Linked DNA regions of Mus musculus: region 1 is linked to region 2. A link is a loop called in an ENCODE intact Hi-C map of the cell type or tissue named here. Cell type or tissue: heart. All regions are shown on one strand. Links, peaks and the distances in the headings refer to the core of each region. The heading gives the core; the rest is flanking DNA.

The links. Peaks named below come from ENCODE experiments on the same cell type or tissue, not always from the same donor. Only the 100,000 strongest peaks of a DNase experiment are listed, where the experiment ranks them.
Region 1: it touches region 2 in a loop (2.3-fold over the local background); 6 of 42 quality-filtered maps call a loop at or near these places.

What each region holds. Positions count from the first base shown.
Region 1 is chr6:18,421,361-18,424,271 of GRCm38, reverse strand. It overlaps Cttnbp2 (cortactin binding protein 2), which reads left to right. Exons shown (of 23, transcript NM_080285.2): 7 at 291-441. Among named protein-coding and RNA genes, the nearest start is that of Gm40356, 13 kb to the left of the region's middle. In heart, for the core only: no CTCF peak of the experiment used is centred there; no DNase peak of the experiment used is centred there.
Region 2 is chr6:18,513,074-18,515,984 of GRCm38, reverse strand. It overlaps Cttnbp2 (cortactin binding protein 2), which reads left to right and starts at 1,116. Exons shown (of 23, transcript NM_080285.2): 1 at 1,116-1,330. The coding sequence starts at 1,250. In heart, for the core only: no CTCF peak of the experiment used is centred there; a DNase peak (open chromatin) is centred at 1,154; H3K4me3 peaks cover 2,122 bases; H3K27ac peaks cover 1,585 bases; H3K27me3 peaks cover 98 bases.

The sequences.
Region 1 (2,911 bases), core at 283-2,782, 92 kb after region 2:
ACCTGTTCCAAGGACAACTCCTGTAAAAGTTGGTAAGAAGGATCCTGAACTAGGTTTGAACATTTGTAAATGGACAATTTTATGTTTTCATAAATTTTGAGACTAAAGTTTAGTTTTTAGTCATATGAAAGTGATAGCAAGCCAATAATGTACAGAAGGTCTGAATGAAATAATTGACACGTCAATATGAATGCTTGGTCATGCATGTTATCTGGATTTAATACCTGCTCAGGGAGCCCTTTCCAGGTGATGCCTCATCTGTATGTAACTAATCATAATTCTATGTACAGATGTATAGAATTACTAACTGCATACAATGCCAACATTAATCACTCTGCTGCTGGAGGACAGACACCTTTGTACTTGGCCTGTAAAAATGGAAATAAGGAATGTATCAAACTCCTGCTGGAAGCTGGCACTGACCGGAGCATAAAAACCAGAGTAAGTACCCTTTTGGGAGAGTGTTCCCCGACATATGTTATTTATATTGTGTCTGAAAACTAGGCATATATATATACTATAGCTCGCATATATCTACTATACATGCATACATATGACAGGTACAGATTCTTTTCTTTGTTATTGTTCCCTGTAGAAAGCAGTATATGGCTACATTGCTTTCGCACTGTAGACAACATTATAAGTAGGATGGAGACTTAAGTGTGTGGAAGGATGCGTGTAGGCACTATGTAAATGCTACGGTGTTTTGTATGAGGGATGTGACCATCTCTAGAAATTCACAGGCCATGGTAAAGAAGGCACGGTGGAGCTTTGAAACTAGCCTCCCACAAATGCTGAAGGACAACTGTGCATGGATACCCACTCTTCCGTTGTGCTTTCGCTTTAGGATCCTGCTTTAAGTGACCTCTGAGTCTCTCCCTTGCTAATTAACATTCTGGTCCGTTTTCCCTCGCAAGTCATTCAAATTCTGAGACTAAACATAAAAAGAGGGGAATTTTGGTGCTCTTAGTATTTCAGAATTAGAGAAGACAATGAACGTGTAAGTTTTTATTATTGAACAAATACTATTCTTTGATGCCATTATGTAATTTCTCAGACAAGAACCAATCATTAGGTATTAATATTAGCAAAGGTAACAAGGCCAGCTATGAGTATTTTCCATTGTAAATTATTGTTAGAGCTTAAAAACAAAACAAATCTCCAGTATTATTTTTACTCGATGTCAAGTTTTTAATAAATTTTAGTTTTTTAAATTAAAGTTCTTATTGTACATGTATGAGTGTTTTGCTTATAGGCATGTCTAAGCCACTTGCATGCCTAGTTCCCAAAGAGGATCTGGCCATCTCCCCAGATCCTCCTTTTAAAAAGAAAATCTGAAAAGGGTAGTTTAGTTTCACATTTCTTTATTTTATATATTTTATCCAAGAAATGGATGTTTGGATGTATTCACTACAAAATGCTATCTTATTGCTAGAAGATAAATGAATTTTGCATCATTAACCTGAGTAAGAAGTTCAACATGGAAGGTTAAACAGCATCCTGCTGAGAACGCAGATCAGCGCCCGGAAGCTAGCTTTGTTGGGCTGAGCAGATTGTTTACACAATACGACAACACACTGTATAATTGATAAGTAACCTGGGGTGGGTGTGTAATTATGTCTTATGCCTTTTAATGCTTAGGTAGTAAGAGAAAGTGGAATGTTGAAAGGTTTTTGTCTGGTCTTGTTTTTTTTTCCTAGAAACACTGTTAGGAATTTGTAAATTAGGAAGCTAATGGGCACTTCTTCTCTGTGGCCTAAGTAGGGGTCATCCCCCTGCAGAAGAAAGCAGGGATCTGCTGTTCCTGACTGCAAGGCAGATCATGCCCGGTTCTAGTTAACTAACTGCCTGTGTGGTTTTTATCTTGGTCAACTGAATTTTACTGGCATGAAATCCAGAAGGAGAGAAAAAGTCCTCAAGGGTCAGCTTAGGAAAAGCTCACAGTACTTAGTACACATTGAGATGGTGCCTTACTTACTGGCTAATAGTCTTAGTCTTTACATCATCACTATAAAAACAAAACAAAACAAAACAAAACAAAACAAAACAAAACAAAAACCAGTGCAGTGGTGCTGAATGCCTCTAATTCCAGCACTTGGGAGGCAAAAAACAATATCAAGTTCTTGGATAGATGCATAGTAAGACCTTTTCTCAAAGCACATATTAAAAAACAAAAAGTTTTATAGCTTACTGAAATATATTTAGTATAACAATATGGAATTCTATATGAAAATGATCTTAAAACAACAATATAAAGGCAAAAACAAAAACAAAAACCAAAAACCAAAGCCCCAACACAAATCAATTATTTGATAAAATCTTTAAAGACAAACAAGAGTTTCTATGTTGTAGGCAGACCCACCTGTGTGTCAGAATGAGAGTCTGAGAGGGGACTGGGGATTTTTTTCCCCCTAGAACCATGCTTGTCAAATTTAAATTCATTCCTTTCCCTTGCTGGGCATGATTGCTAGGCAGGTGGGGCCTCCCCACCAGAGGTCAGGTTCCCTTTATCTGGAGATAGGCTTGGGGAACTGCAGTCTCAGAGGGTATTGAGGTTGCTCCACTGCCGTGAGCTTATGATGACTCAAGAAACCAGCCAAGTGGACAAGGGGGTGGGGCAGAGCAATTCATTCTAGAAAATGGCCTCAGTGATCTTAATTGAACCATTTTCCAACACTGATTGGAATCCCGCCACACTCAGAAGTTCCTGAGCACAGGCCCATAGATAGCTAATGAACGTATTTGGGCTTTGCTTTTTCCACGTTGCTACCTTTTCCTTTTTACCTAGAATCTTTCCTTCTGGAATCCTTGGCATTAAAATATTCAGATCATTTCAGTTAGTAACACTGGTTTGCTGCAGTGTTTTTCAGTGCATTACTAATTAATTAATACCATTATCATTGCATATAAA
Region 2 (2,911 bases), core at 128-2,627:
ATGAACAGTTAAGGTGTCAGGTCCTGTCAATGAGAGCAGGCTGGGATCTTGTTGTTTAGTCATTTTGTTTGTTTGTTTGTTTGCTTGCTTGCTTGCTTGTTTTCAAGGCTATACTCCATGTACTGAACATTCCAGTCACCCACCTTCCAGAATATCAAGCGTGGGATTGGATGGTGCGTTGATTTGGCTTCAGGGAGACAGAGTTTGAATGCCTCCATTTGATTATGTGCTTTCAATGAACAAAATTTAAAAAAAAAAAAAATGTTAGAGATCTGGAGATTTGGGGAGGTCTTTGCCATAAGGTCTCAATAAGGTGATAGATTTTCAGATTCTGGGACTTGGCAGGAAAGGATGAGAACAGAATTAGAGGCAGGAGAAGAGGAGATTAATTGCTTGGGCCTAACTCATTCATATAAACTCCAGCCATGCATTTCCATATGATCATTTTTGACAAAGGTCTGTGTGTGTATCCTTGTGTTCTCATCTGTACGAAAGAAACTCCTGTTCTCTCAAAAGTAGTAAGACATTACTGGATACCTGGTGGTTTTTCAGAACAGACCTCAGGCTTGGGGCGGGTGGTGGTGGGAGATTCCACCTTCTTTGAAAAGAAACCCGAGCAGATAGGTACCTGCGGAGGAAGGGCGCTAAAAACAGCTGGACAGGGACTTTTAGCTGTGAGTTCAGACTTTCAGTTGATGGTTTGAGAGAGAACTAGCATCGAAGATGCGATAAAACAAAGCCGGGTGTACAAACCAAGAGGATAGACGTGTCCAGGCGACAGGGGCTGGCAAATATTAAGGAAGGCACCTCATTGGAGCTAGTGGAAGTGAGGGACAGTTGCTCAATTTTAGATTTATTTCACATCCAGGAGTCTGGCCTCCAGATCGGCTTGTGCCCCACTGTCTAAGCAAAGATTTTGGCCAGCCCGTCGCCTCGAGGGAGGAAGCTTGCTTTCTTTTGCATCCCCCGGTGTTTGGTCCCCTCGACACCAGCGCGAGGCCGCGCATCTCTGGTGCTGGTTCTTGGTCCCGTGGGAGCGACTGGGCTAGCGGGTGGGCGGGGCGCCGCGTCTCCAGCGCGCACAGGGTTAAGCGGCAGGGGCGGCGCGGAGAGGCGGGAGGGGGCGGCCGAGCTCCCGGGCTGAGAGCGCGGCGGCCACAGCCAGCAGCGGGTTAAGTACCGCCCGCGCCGAGAGAGCTGAACCCCGCCGCCGCTCCGAGCTCGCATTCGGATCCGCTAGAGCAGGAAGATGGCGACGGACAGCGCGAGCTGCGAGCCCGACTTGTCCCGCACCCCGGGTGACACGGAGGGGGCCACGGCGGAGGCGGCGGTAACCGAGTTCCCTGGGCGCGGGGAACCGCGTAGACGCGGGCTGGGGTTGGTGCCAGGGTCCCCACTGGACACTCCCCTAGGGGTGCCCGGTCCTTTCCTGGGATGCCTTGTCTTTCTCTAGGGTGCTCCTTTAACTCCCCGAGGTCTCCCTTCCCAAGGGTTTCCCTTCCTTCTCCAGGATATCCCCTCTCTCCTGTTCCTCTTCCCTTGATTACCCATTCCTTCCCCGGGGTGTGCCCTTCGTGTGTCCCTTCCCCGTAGTGTCCCCAGGGCCAGAAGCGGGCTCAAGTGGGGAAACGCCAGCCCCCACCCCCGGGTACTAGGGGCCTGTCGGTCCTTCTGGACACCACACGCGTCCCTGGTGACCCCTTTGCTCACTCGCGGGGTATCTCAGTCTCCATTGTTCACCTCTCCGGGGTGCGGAGCGAACGCCAGTCTCGGGGTGCCTGACACCTCTCAGGGGACCTGGGGTAGCAGAGGCGGGAAGGTGAACCATCGCTAGGCAGGTGTGGGGATGCTCTTTGTGTGTGTGTGTGGGGGGGGGGGGGGCTCATGTGTCTTGGGGAGACTGGTGAGAGAGGCCCCGTAGCGCCTGCACTTTGGGTACTAGCTGACTGCCACTCGCTCAGTCATCTGTAGGGACCTTCTTCCCTAGCTAAAGCGGGATTGAACTGGGTTTTCTGAACCCGGTGTCAAAACATTGTTCCCTTTCCCTGGCGCCTTGACTTGCTTAGGCTCGTACCTGCTCCCTTCTTTGATACTCTAAATGTCTGCATGCACAGACATTCTCTTCTTACCCTGCTGTGGGGTCTTGACCCACAAAGCCAGGTTGGAAAATATTTGCAGGTTGAGGAAGCAGCTCTTGCTAAAGCTGCAAAGACCTGCAAAGAAAGACAGGTCTGGGAGCGCCTCCCACTCTTGGCCAAATCCAACAGCTCTTTTGGAGGAGTGGGACTGAGTGAGCTGAGTATCGCATGGACAACCCCTCAGTGTCTTCCACCTCCAGATCCAAATCCGGGTCTGGGCAGCAGAGGGCAGGAACAGATGTAAACAACCTGAGCTGTTGAATTTCCTCCCACCTCTGGCTTGGAACGAAAAAAAAAAAAAAAAAAAAAAGATGTGGAGGAAGGTACTTGGGTTGATAGCTGCAAAAGGCAGAACACGAGAGGAGGGGAGGGGAAGGGGCACCACTAATCCCCATCGTGAAAGTGGAAGAATCTGGGCTTGGGGAGCTTTTGGGGGAAATTGAGTTTTCCATTCTTTGCTAATAAGAACTTTAAAGATATTTCAAATGAAGCCTTTCCCTTGTGAGCTACTTTCTTTCGGTGACAAGGGAGAAAGGGTCTATTAAAACAAGTCCCTCTGGGAGTTGAAATTATGGACTGTCCTGTTCTCCATGAGGAGGAGGGGGGAAGTGGAGGTGTGGGAGAACTCTATTCTTCTCCCCCAGGAAGGTGGATAGTTTGTTTAATCTACTTAGAAAACACCCCTTTGTGCCCGCAAGATATTTCAAGCACAAGATAAACCAACTCCAGCATGTGCTTTGTGATGTGTGATGTATAGGACTATAAACAAAACT